2 separate regions of the Homo sapiens genome follow, and region 2 is linked to region 1. A link is a contact called in ENCODE Hi-C or POLR2A ChIA-PET data. All regions are on one chromosome and are shown on one strand. The core of a region is the stretch at or near the end of the contact, and the rest is flanking DNA. Distances in the headings are between cores, read along the strand shown. Region 1 overlaps TCF12 (transcription factor 12). Region 2 holds the start of LINC00926 (long intergenic non-protein coding RNA 926).

What was found. Hi-C counts contacts between places; a loop is a spot of excess contacts on that map. ChIA-PET counts read pairs that join two places held with the same protein, here RNA polymerase II (POLR2A). Pooled maps may share reads with other maps.
Region 2: a loop to region 1 is called in a map of left ventricle myocardium superior, with 3 times the contacts of the local background. The contact joins the promoter of LINC00926 here to the enhancer-like site in region 1. A Hi-C loop is called at or near these places in 10 of 168 maps with a recorded cell type or tissue (GM12878, HCT116, IMR-90 and 7 more), 17 of 37 single-sample maps with no recorded cell type and 5 of 50 pooled maps. POLR2A ChIA-PET finds 5 or more read pairs at or near these places in 5 of 52 experiments (AG04450, BJ, GM12878 and 2 more).

What each region holds. Positions count from the first base shown.
Region 1 is chr15:57,234,824-57,241,365 of GRCh38, reverse strand. All of the region lies in intron 12 of TCF12 (transcription factor 12), which reads right to left. Among named protein-coding and RNA genes, the nearest start is that of SNORD13D, 41 kb to the left of the region's middle. Within about 2 kb of position 4,450, at least 2 of the 41 ENCODE cell types and tissues checked have a DNase peak (open chromatin) inside an H3K27ac peak, as active enhancers do.
Region 2 is chr15:57,295,392-57,301,933 of GRCh38, reverse strand. LINC00926 (long intergenic non-protein coding RNA 926) reads right to left here and starts at 1,569. Exons shown (of 3, transcript NR_024433.1): 1 at 1,010-1,569. RefSeq lists enhancers at 2,908-3,027, 3,510-3,559.

The sequences.
Region 1 (6,542 bases), core at 3,201-5,700:
AATCCCAGCACTTTGGGAGGCCGAGGCAGGTGGATCACCTGAGGTCAGGAGTTCGAGACCAGCCTGGCCAACATGCTGAAACCCCGTCTCTACTAGACATACAAAAATTAGTCGGGCGTGGTGGGCGACTGTAATCCCAGCTACTCGCGGGGTCTGAGGCAGGAGAATCGCTTGAATCTGGGAGGTGGAGGTTTCAGTGAGCCGAGATCGAGCCACTGCACTCCAGCTTGGGTGACAGAGTAAGACAGTGTATGAAAAAAAAAAAATCAATATTATTGGTTTTTAAGTTGTTACCTTTTAAAACATTCATTGGACACATGGGAAAATTAGCTTGGGAAAGTACATTTTTGTTCTTAGTGGCTTTGCACACATACATTGATTTATTTCAACCACATAAGTAAATTAGGGAAGGTCATCAAACTTCAACAGAAACAAAACATGTTTCAACATACCTTTTCCCTTTCTTTTTTTTTTTTTTTTTTTTTTGAGACAGGGTCTTGCTCTGTCACCCAGGCTGGAATGCAGTGGTGCAATCATGGCTCACTGCAGCCTCAACTTCCTGGGCTCAAGCAATCCTTCCACCTTGACTTCCCAAGGAGCTGGGACTACAAGCCCTCACCACCACACCCAACATTTTTGTATTTTTTGTAGAGATGGGGTTCCGCTATGTTGCCCAGGCTGGTCTTGAACTCCTAGGCTGAAGTGATCTGCCTGCTTTGGCCTCCCAAAGTGCTGGGATTACAGGCGTGAGCCATTGAACCCGGCCCTCAACATACCTCTTTACCACTGAAAACCACCATTTCTTATGTTCATAATTCAAATAATTATACCATTTATGAGCAATTGATGCTCATCTTTATGAAATATGTCTTGACTACAATATTGGCAAGGGAGGGAAAGGCTGATAACACTGATGGTGGATGGATGAGTGAGAAATCGTCAGTTCTATGCAAAACTGTCAACTAGCCCAACTCATGAAGCAGCATTTTCTGTTACATACTCCTTCTTTCGTATTCTTCATAGTGCTTACACTGTATTTCTAATCATCTACATTTGTCTGTTACCTGTTTTTTTATCCTTTCCCATGGTAAAATATAAGCCCCAGAAGAATGAGGAATTTGTCTTATTAATGTAGCCTCAGATTCCACAACAGTGCAGATAAATGGTGAGGGTTCAATGTACAGATATACAGTTGTCATTAAGAATGAAAAGCATAATCCTTGCCAGGAATTTCCATTTAAGTGATTCTTTTCAGTCTTTGTATTTGATAAAGTCCCTAGGGTCCATCTCTATTTTACTCTTCCATTTCCCTTAATGTAGGTTTCCCCAGAGTTCTAGTCTCAGTATTCTTTCATTTCCCTGTGCTTTATCTCTTGGTAATAGTATTCTTTGTCAAATATCAACTATCACATCCAGGTATGACTCCTAAATTGGTATCTCTCTTGTCACACTGGTTGCTAGACTTTTCTATCTGGACAGGATCTCTTTTCATCTCAAGCGCAGTTATGTCCAAACCCAAATTTTTTATCACCACCCCAAGCTTCCCATCCTTCCCATCTCTACTCTTCTATTTAGGTTAGTAGCACCATGCTTATGGTTACCATAAGTACTCTCTCCTCTTTTCCTCTGCCACTCTACCCTTCCCTCTGGAGACACCGATATCCACAATTCTCTAATGTTTCTGGGACAGGCACATGTCATAATCACTGCCATGACACCACTTTAAATCTTTACTCAAACTTGCGGCTGGACTACTTAAGTGTTTATATTTCTAGTTACTCCCCTCTCTTTCCATCCTATACATAATTGCCCTGAACTACTGTCCTCAAAAACTTTTTTTTTTTTTTTTTGAGATGGAGTCTTGCTCTGTTGCCCAGGCTGAAGTGCAGTGGCACGATCTCGGCTCACTGCAACCAGGTTTAAGTGATTCTACTGCCTCAGCCTCCCAAGCAGCTGGGATTACATAGGCGTGTACCACCATACCCGGCTAATTTTTCTTCCTCTTTGTTTTTTTGAGATGGACTTTCGCTCTTGTTGCCTAGGCTGGAGTGCAGTGGTGCAATCTCAGCTCACCACAACCTCTGCTTCCTGGGTTCAAGCGATTCTCCTGCCCCAGCCTCCCGACTAGCTGGGATTACAGGCATGCACCACCATGCCAGGCTAATTTTGTATTTTTAGTAGAGACGGGGTTTCTCCGTGTTGGTCAGGCTGGTCTCGAACTCCCGACCCAGGTGATCCCACTGCCTCAGCCTCCTAAAGTGCTGGGATTACAGGCGTGGTGTTGCCTAGCCCTTATAGTCTACTTTTAACCTACATACCCTATTATGCAAACAAAATATTTTTTTCATTTTCTAAACACAGCTTGTCCTCCTTTCAGAACGCTTGTTTCTTAACCTCTCCCAGATGGAATTCTACTTATCAAAGCTCAGTTCCAATGTCACTTCCCCATTTATACATTTTCACCTTCCTTATACTCTTAGAAAATAGTCTGAACTTCTCTCTGCTCTTTTACTTCACACTGTGTTATACATTATCATTATTTGTATATCTGTCTTCTCTCCTTGACTACAAGCTCTTTGAAGACAGGAAACTTATACTGGTCAACATTGAATCCATTATTGTATGCCAGTATCTTGTAAAAGTAGGTGCCCAATATATATATTTTTAACTTGAGTGATTAAACTACAATTGAAATTTGCTATAATACTAACTGATAAAAAGCAGGACTCAATAAATGGTAGTATTTATCTTGGTATTTATACAATGTGGGTCAGCAACAGAAATACCAAGGGCAAAAGAGCTTGTTATAAATATGACTTAATTTCAAATCAGTTTTATGGCATAAGCTTTGAGAATAATCATATGGTGAGGTTTCACTATTTCTGGGAATTAGTGTTGATGTACTAAGCTGTCCATATCACACTGTTAGGTAGGCATGGGCTTTTGAGGGTAGAAATGGACTACCAATCCCGATTTTCCCTGAAAACTCTGTCCTTACACTTAAACAATCCCTAACCATGTCAACAACTGGTGAAAGCTCCTTTATATCAAGGAAGGAAGAGGTAATAGTTTAGAGTCATATAAGAGCACTATCTTTAAATGACTTGGTGAAATGCCCCAATGCTATATGTAAAACTGGTGTAAACTTAAAAAAAAAAATCACTGTCTAAACGGGAGAAACAGCACCAAAAACATATCAAGTATAAAAATATATCATTTCTGGTATTTTTTCCAAAAGCAGCTTCTCCATTTGTACAATAAAAGCCAATTTTTCCACTCATCCATCACAGTCACTGGTTCTACTTTGCCAGTTAAAGTGATGACAGACAGAATTGTTATCAATACTTTTCCTAAATTTACAGATAGCCCTGTAAGTTACAGGACTTTTTAAAAAATCACTTTTACTTTCATAAAAAGAATGTGTATGGTGGGAGAGGAGGAGCAATACAACATTTGAAAAGCATGATAACACAGCCTTTTGGATCACAGGTCATTTCACTAAGCTTTATCTCTGAGTGTTTATTTTATTACCAAATCGCAAACAAATCATACTTATTCTATAAAAATTGTGCTACTTTAACTTCTAAACACAGGCTTTATTTGGCTTTATTCTAAATCAGGAATATGTTTCTTTTCATACTTTCTGGACTTAAAAGAACTCCTACATTGATGTTTGAAGGTAAGAATAAAAAGAAGAACAAAATCAGTTACTTAAAAAAATGGGGGTAAAGAGTGATTTAGAGTCTAGAGCATAAACAAAGTAAGCACTCATTCTGCATGCAGTCCATGGTCCTCATACTGTTAAATGACCAATAATGAATAACTCCCAATGCCTTCTGCCAGGCTTAAACGGTAATATGCCTCATTTTACTCCAACAAATGAGACTCCTCCTCCTATCAGTCATGGTCTATTCCAATCAGCAGGGTGCCAATAAGCCAGAGGCTAATGAAAAGGGCTTTAGACAAAAAAGAAACAATGGACTGCTCCCAAGCCCAACCCCGGAACTGTGAGCCCAATTTTTTAAACACTACAGTGCACATTTCAGTTAATCTTTATTATGCTAATGTTATTGAGTCTAAGGAACAAAGAAAGTTATTTCATGAATTACTTTTAAACATCAACTTCCCTGAATTTTCTTTTCTTTTGTTAGAGACTACTGACCATTTATCCAGATTAATACACACATACATATACACACACACACACACACACACACTCTCTCTCTCTCTTTTTCCCTTGCTCTGAGGTAGAAATCAAAACATAAATTATCACAAAGAAGTCTGATATAATCAACAAAGTTAAACAGTCTTCTTGTTTGATCTCCTCTAAATTAAAGACCAAGTGTTTTGATATGGTATTAGGCACCGAAAGAAACCAGATGTTTCTTCCTCTATATAACTCTCCACGGGCACAATCTTAAAGGGTTATTGTCTGGCAAATGTTCAGGGAAACACATTAGAAATGGCACGAATACCCAGATTTTCCTTTCCTTCTATCTACCCTAGGTTTTTTTTTTTTCTTTTTTTTTATCTAAACTAATGCATAATCCACAGGGCTTTGGGAACTTTGTGTAAATACTTTCATGTACAATTCTCTTTCTTGCTATCCTGAGATTAAGACCACAATTATGCAGGCTTAAACCTAAAATAAAGGAACCTTTGCAAATGCATTATCTGGCCTTACATGTTTAATCACACAGTATTCTGTGTGCTCTTTAATACCTAAACTGAAGAACAAAGGTTGTACCCTCTGATGTTTCACAATATGAAAGATCTTTTAAGACATATATTAGACAATTGGGGAAATAGAATTAATTTTTAATGACAATAGCATAGTGTTTCTCCATCTAAAACCAGAGGCTATATTAAAAGCGTCACATTCTAAAGAACTTAAAATTTCAAAAGAGTCAGTCACCATTTCAAAATATCTATAATACCTGACATAAAATTATGATATGCATGTCAGACTCTCAAAAGTAATCCTCATTAATTTCCTTCTCCTCATCTCTTCTAATCCTTCCTATCCCCAGATAATGTAATGTTTTTCTTTTTCAGTACGTTTTGAGTGCACTAAACATATATTAAAGTGAATGCGAGTCTGTAAGGAAAGTTGGAAAAAGAATGTATTTGGGGAGGTGTCCGGCTGGGAAGTGGGGAAGCAGATGGATTGAAGGAAGGGATTTGAAATGTGCAGACTATGGCATGCAGTGATGGAGCAGATGGAATGCATCACCGTCAGCTATGACAGAAATGATTTATGGAATGACCTGGCTGCTCCTGCCTAGTAACAACACAGGATGACAGAGCTGAGTTTCCATGACAACCAAAGCCCACCCACTAACTAGATTAAACATTTCTTCACTGGATTCCATTCACGGTGAATTTGGGTTTTCTTTTCCAAATGCCATTTTGGTTTGGCTAGTATGCTGTTTATAACAGGGGAAGATACTCAAGGATGTGAAGGGTAACAAAATGAACTTGAAGGGCCACTGAGAACATCACAAATTCTTGCCTGCCTGTAGGCCAAGGTTCCCTGATAGAAGTTTTCTTTAATAAAACAAACAAATGACCTTTGAGAAAAAAAGCCCCCAAAATGCAGGTTAAATTTTAAAAAATTATCTAGCACTGAAAGTTCAAATGTTATTTGTCCTGTTACATGTAAAATATCAGTTACTGGACTCTTCCAGAATCAGGAGAAGGAATATGGCAAGCCAATCAAATACCTGGAGACCTTACAGGTTTAGTATAGAATAAAACTGTCTTCCTAAATAGGTCATTTTCATCAGGTGACAGTAAGTCGAAAAAAGGGTGAGACAATTTTCTTTCATTCTCATCAATACCTTGTAAGATAATTACCACAGCACCGCACTTTCTGGATGTATGCAGCAGTGGTTAGGAGCAGAGTCTGAAGCTGGTCTGATCAGGGTTCTAATATATATGGGCTTTATCCATGCTAGCTTATGATTCCCCTAGGGCGAGCTGCTTAATCTTTCTGAGCTCAAGTTACTTCACCTTTTAAACCTTAGTTCCTCATCTGTAATGTGGGGATAACAATGCCAACCTTACAGGGCTTTCTTGAGGATTAAATGAAACAGGGCATGTAAATGCTCAGTATAGGTGCGCATTCAAATTATAGCTGAAATATTTTGTGGGTTTTGTTATTGTCATTACTATTATTATTATATGATCCAAGACAGAATTCAACAAACATTCACTGAGCTGCATTTTGTGTGTGCTCCATCTCTACTATGTAGTAAATGAGTCTGACTTGGCTTCATTTTCCAAGAAGCTGGTATTCAGCTGTAGAGAAAAATTTATTTACACCAACAATATACAAAGAGGTTTATCTCCTTAAATGCTCAACAGTTGCTTCCTACCACTCAGGTATTAACGTGCTCTGCCTTCTCCATGAATGGCAACAAATGTATCTGACAGTTAATTGCACTTCATAGAAAATAAAAGACAATTCTGTGGGAATTCTAAGAGGCATACTACTCAGAAAACAAGAAGAAAAAAAATCATCTAAAGTGAAATTTTAGGAA
Region 2 (6,542 bases), core at 320-2,819, 63 kb before region 1:
GAAGCTTTTAACATCCTACCAATTCAAAGGGACTCCTGTCTTGGTGAGAGCCTCCAAATGGGTTGATTGAGAATTCAGTGCAACTTAGCAAGTATAAGAATCCACGTACAGTGGAGGGGTCCCTGCTCTAAAACTCCCACCACATTGGGCCCGCAGTCCCCCAGACCAATATTTGTGATTGCAAAACCACTGCTCCTATTATTAGCATGACTGGCTCTGTCACCACAGTCAGGTCCTCCCTGACTTGGGCCCTCTCTGGGTTAACTTCTCCCTCCTTAGGTCCCAGCATCCTGTGTCCTCACCCTGGAGAGCATATGCTACAATACCTTAAAATTTCTCACCACCTTCTTGGCCTCTACTGCTGGTCTGAGTGGTGGCCATCTTCAGATCTCCTTTGGCACCCAGTACCCCACATGTTTTAGGGATGAGGGAGAAGAAGCAGGGGGTGCCAGAGCTCAGCTTCAGCTCTTCCTGGCAGGGAACTGGAGCTCGAGACTGAAATGTATTTTGTTACTTTATTTATTCAGAGATGGAGTCTCGCTCTCTCACCCAGGCTGGAGTGCAATGGCGCAATCTTGGCTCACTGCAACCTCTGCCTCTGAGGCTCAAGCGATTCTCCTCCCTCACCCTCCTGAGTAGGTGGGATTACAGGGGCCTGCCACCATGCCCAGCTACAATTTTTTTTTTTGTTTTATTTTCTAGGGGAGATGGGGTTTCACCACGTTGGCCAGGCTGGTTTCAAACTCGTGACCTCAAGTAATCCGCCTGCCTTAGCCGCCCAAAGTGCTGGGATTGCAGGCATGAGCAGCCGAGTCTGGCCTATTTTGTTACTTTAACTTATTATGAAAGTTTCCTAATGCACATGAAAGTAGGTGAGAATCAAAATTAAACTTTCATGTATCTTCGTCTAGTTTCACTAATTATCAACATTCTGACATTCTCACTTTGTCTACCATGTACTTTTGGCTAGAATATTTAAAAAATAAATGACCAGTATCATATGACTTACCCGTAAACACTTCAAAATATGAGCTTGAGATGTAGAATCACTGATTTTGGGGTTAAATGAACCTCAAAAGTCCTCCTGTGTTCAAATGGGCCTGGGCTTGGAAGCTCTGCAGTGGGTGCCCGGCTCTTGGAGACCCCGGCCACAGCGGGAGGGGGATACAACGTGGATGCTGGAATCAGCTCTCTGCCTGGATCCTGGGAAAACGCCCCCTGGAGTGATTGGCTTAGTTCTTCTTGGGCCCATCACAGTTCATCCAAGTAATCCACTTGCTTCCTGTTCTCCAACTCCTCTGTCACGTGCAGCCATTTCATCTTCACACCACACCCTTGTGATTTAGGGAGTATCATCTCCATCACGCCTGTAATCCCAGCACTTTGGAAGGCCAAGGAGGGCAGATCACGAGGTCAGGAGTTTGAGACCAGCCTGACCAACATGGTGAAACCTCGTCCCTACTAAAAATACAAAAATTAGCTGGGAGTGGTGGCGGGCGCCTGTAATCCCAGCTACTCAGGAGGCTGAGGCAGGAGAATTGCTTGAACCCAGGAGGCGGAGGTTGCAATGAGCCGAGATCACGCCACTGCACTCCAGCCTGGGTGACAGAGCGAGACTCTGTCTCAAAAAAAAAAAAAAAAATTTCCCCCACCCCTTATTATTTGCATATTACAAGCAAACCAGTTTATGCTCGGAGAGGCTAAGTGACTTGCCCAGGGTTACCCAGGTAGTGGAGGGAGAAGCAGAATTCCCACCCAGCTCTGCTGAACTCCGATGCCCTAGCTTGCCTGGTGGCACCCACAACCGGCCCTCAGTGTCCACTTCTGAGTTTAGCCTGGGCAAGAGACTGGTCCATAAACGACTTCCTGCCCAGTGGTAAACAGTGGAAGGCAGGCTCCTGTGTTTCTCGTGGTTGGTGGTAATCGCTGCTTTTGCAAAGTGGCTTTTGGGGAGGAGAGGTTTTAGGAAGTGTGTTAAATGAGGGGGGAAGTGTTACTTGGGGGTTTCCCAGCACTCAACACGCACACTGCAGGGGCTGCCCTCCCCCGCAGCACACTGGGAGAGCCTGTCCTCCAGCGCTGCCCACGCCCGGCCGTGGGTCTCATTCCCCACTGGATCTCCTGTCTTTGATGTCAAATATACCCAATTCATCTCTTTCATATCACTACAAAGGAGCCTCCTAATTACTCTGTTTAGACAGCCTCTTCTCCAAATATTAAACATTTGGTCTTCCCAGGCCCCCCAAGCATTTAATATCATCAAGGTTGTTGCGAAATCCACTTTTCCCCCAACTGGTGGGCAGATTCCTTTCTCTCTCCATTCCCAGCCTCCCTGGGCAGATCTGGACAAGTCACCCCACATATTCTTTTCCCAAGCAGGCTGCCCTTGGGACACAGCCCTTTTCTTCTGGTGAGAGGGTCGGAGCAGTGGGGTGGACCTTGAGCGTTTTCTTGAATCTCAGCCCTGTTGGGAAGCCCTGGAGAAGCCTTGGGGAGACCCAAGGACTCAGGGGTGACCTGTCATGCCTGACGCAGGTATGTGGGGCATCTCCACCTTTGGTGGTGGCAGGCCCAGCACCAAGTCCAGAACGTTTGCTGGCTGGTGGGGAAACAGAGACTTCCTGGTTCCAGATCAGAAACTGCCTTGAGTAGCTGCATCTCTCCAGACACCAGATGCTCGGTACCTGAGGCTCCCATAGCCTCTCCTCCTTCAAAAGAAAGAAAGAAAAAAAAAAGCACTCTAATCCTGGAACCCGTCCCCATCCCGAACCTCCACGGCCTTGCCACCGCTTCCTTAGGTAGAGAAGTCGGCTCACATTTCTTCCTACTCAACAGCTGCTAGTGTTCGCCCTTCTAATGCCTCCCTCCTGGTCCCATGGGCCTTTGCCAGCTGATGTCATGGCACAGTGCTATGTCATAGGTCTGTGCTATGCTCCCTGTTCTGCTCTCTCTTCATGGTGTGGCTGGTCCCCAGAAGGACTCTGTGGCTTGGGACTGCTCCCCAGACATCCCTCCTGTCTCCTCATGGGCCTTGTTGCTCTGGCTGAGCAGAAAACAGCCTCCCCATTCCCCCGGCCCCACACCAACGCGGGGGTCAAGGAAGGTTTCCAAAGGGACATTTGAGCAGAATCTTTTCCTTCTCTCCTTCCCTTTCTCCTTTCCCTGCCTTCCCATCTCCCTTCCTTCTTTCTTTCAACTTTTTATTACGAAAAACTTCATTTTCAAAAGTAAAGTGTATAATGAACCCCCATTTACCTATCTCACCCAGCATCAATGCTGATAGACCGGGCCAATCTTGTTTCCTCAAAACCCCCTAACCCCACTACCCACCCTCCAACAATGGATGGTATTGAAGCGGATTCCAGACAGCGATTGTATCATTCTCTCTGTAAACACTTCAGTGTGTATCTCTAACAGACAAGGACTTTTAGAGAAACATAACCACAGTATCACATCTAAAAATATAAACAGTAGTCCAGTCAGTGTTCGAATTGTTTCATAACTGCACTTTTTAAAGTGGCTTGTTTGGATCAGGATGCTGAGCAGACAGACTTGAAGGGATTGAAGGGTGACACATTTTGGTGTGGGTGTGGGCTGGTGGTGGTGATGGGGAAGCACATTCTCACAATTCTTGGACACTTGATTGGCCTACTGCAGACAGCAGGGATTCCCTTTTTTTTTTTTTTTTTAGACGGAGTCTTGCTCTGTTGCCCAGGCTGGAGTGCAGCGGCATGATCTCAGCTCACTGCAACCTCCGCCTCCTGGGTTCAAGCGATTCTCCTGCCTCAGCCTCCTGAGTAGCTGGGATTACAGGCAGGCACCACCATGCCTGGCTAATTTTTGTATTTTTAGTAGAGACAGGGTTTCATCATGTTGATCAGGCTGGTCTCGAACTCCTGACCTTGTGATCCGCCTGCCTTGGGCTCCCGAAGTGCTGGGATTACAGGCGTGAGCCACTGGCCAGGACTCCCAATTTTTATTAACCTCTACTGAACTCATTTTCACAAATCATTGCTCAGTTGTTTCCCTGGCCAATTGAGACTCAGGGGTATGTCACTTCCTCCAGGCAGCCTTCCCTGCATCCTGGCCCCCAGTCAGCCCGGGCAGGTGTTCTTGTTCTATAACTGAGTTCACTGTCTTTCCCAGGTGACACTGTTTGTAGCTCCCTATAATAAGTCTTCCTCAGGGGCAGCATGTGCGAGACACAGTCGGGTCTATTAGACATGTGCTACTGAATAAAGAGGAGGTCAGCCCTCATCCATTTCTGATTTGCTGCCCTGTGGGTTTGCTTTCTTTAGGTGGGTTAGGAAGTGCCTCCTATGTGCCATGCATCTCTGAATTCTTCAGTTAATTCTCACAACCGTCATGTAAGCTGATACGATCATTAATTATCCCCATTTCACTGAAGAGAAACCGAAGCTCAGCATGGGTAAGTTGATTGGCCAAACCTCACAGTTGCCACATTGAAGGTCCCTCCTATCTCCTATTGCCCTACCCACCACCAGGGAAGAGCCATTTGAGCTGCTGGTCCTGGCTGGAACATTCTAGAAAATGCCCACAACAGAACATGATGGCTCCTGCCTCTCAGCTGCAGGAAGTGGTTCCTTTCACTATTTCTGCTCAAGTCTCAGGGCCACTACACCCTCCCCATCCAACCTTTCTTCCCCAGCCTATTGGAGCTGAACTCTCCCCTGCTTGCATCCTCAGCCTCTGGTGGCTAAGCAAGCCTAGAGCAGGTACTTCAAAGCCTCCTGCTTAATTGTGCCTTCCCTGCCCATCATTAGGCAGAGAGTAAAGCAAACAAATTAAATGCACATTTTCTTCTGAAACCCTTGCAGGATGGCACTGGCACCGTCCTCGGTGTTGTTTGTGCTGACGGGCTGGCTGCCCAGCTTTGGAATGGGCAGGAAGCACTCTGGTGCTGGGACATGCTTACCTGTTTCTTCCTCCTCCACCCCTGGACAGAAGGTCGGTGGTTCCTGGAGAAGAATAGTTCCTTTGTGTTTTCTTTCCTTTCTTCCTGTGCCTAATTAGGAATTATGCTTGGGAATCAAGCTAATTAATCTCTGCCAGTTCAGGGTGAGATCAAGCTGCTCGCACTATCAGTGTTGATCAATAACTCACTGCTGAAAGAATTTGAAAAACAACCCCGCTCCTTTCAGCACAGGCTTTAATGAGGAAGAGGTGGGATGGCCCCAGGGGGAGACCTGGAGCAGGTAGGCAGAGGATCGTCTGGTGAAGCTACTACCCATTGCCTTCTGCATGTGAGAGGGCCCCCCGCAGGCAGGGCTTTCTAACGCCCAGGCCCAAGCCAGGGGTGGGAGCTTCATTATTGTGCTGCCTTGTTGTGTAACCCAACTTGTCTTGAACTGCTGAGGTTGGTCACTGGGAATACTCATAAGATGGTGGAAAACATGGCCAATGGCTGGGTTGTATTTCAGGACAAGGTGACCCCTCTGGCTTACTGATCAGAGGCCAGCCAGAAGCCTGCTCCCAACACTAGGCTGCCACCTCAGCCCAGCGACGACCAAATATCCAGGAGAAAAGATGCAATCTTGCAGGAAATAGAGCTGCAGAAGGCCCGGAGAATGAGAGAAAGCAAAAAAGCCCATAGGGCTGCAAGGGACAGGGGAAGGAAGGACCTCACCCTGGGAGTAGGAAAAAGGTGGTCTGGTTAGAGTTTGTACAAAATTTGTGCTGTGTCTTGGGGTCCTCATGGCCTAGGCAGGTATCTTAGTGTGTATTCTGATGCTATGACAGAATACCTGAGACTGAGTAATTAAAAAAGAATAACAGAAATTTATTTCTTATAATTCTAGAGGCTGGAAAGTGCAAGACGGAGGGGCTGGCATCTGTTGAGGGCCCTTGTGCTACATCATCCGTGGTGGAAGGCGGCAGGGCAAAACAGCCTGGGAGGAGAGCCCTCATGACCTCTTATTAGGCAACCCCCCTCAACACTGTTGCATGGGGGATTACGTTTCCAACATATTCGAACTGTGGCAGAAGGTTAGATCTTCAGAGATATAGAGATGGCCCTTGCCTTTAGAGGGAAAGATGCAGTTGTTTTTCTTCCAAGGAGACTATCAAGAAGCCAGAGAACCAAAAACAGTGATAACTGAAAAAGAACTCTAGGACTGAAGGAACTTAGGATGGTTTTTAAAATTTTGGAAGTCCCAGCCTATGTTGTATCAAATAGATTTAAAAGTTTTTTTTTTGTTGTTGTTTTTTATTTTTTGAGACTGAGTCTCACTCTGTAGGCCAGGCTGGAGTGCAGTCTTGCTCTGTGGACCAGGTTCACTGCAACCTCTGCCTCTGGAGTCCAGGTGATTCTCATGTCTCAGCCTCCCAAGTAGCTGGCATTACAGGTGCACGCTGCTATACCCAGCTAATTTTTGTATTTTTTATTAGAGACAGGGTTTCACCAGGTTGGCCACGCTGGTCTCGAACTCCTGACCTCAAGTGATTCTTCTGCCTCAGCCTCCCAAAATGCTGGGGTGCTCGGCCTAAACGTTTTTTTAATTGACAAAAAATGTTGTATGTAT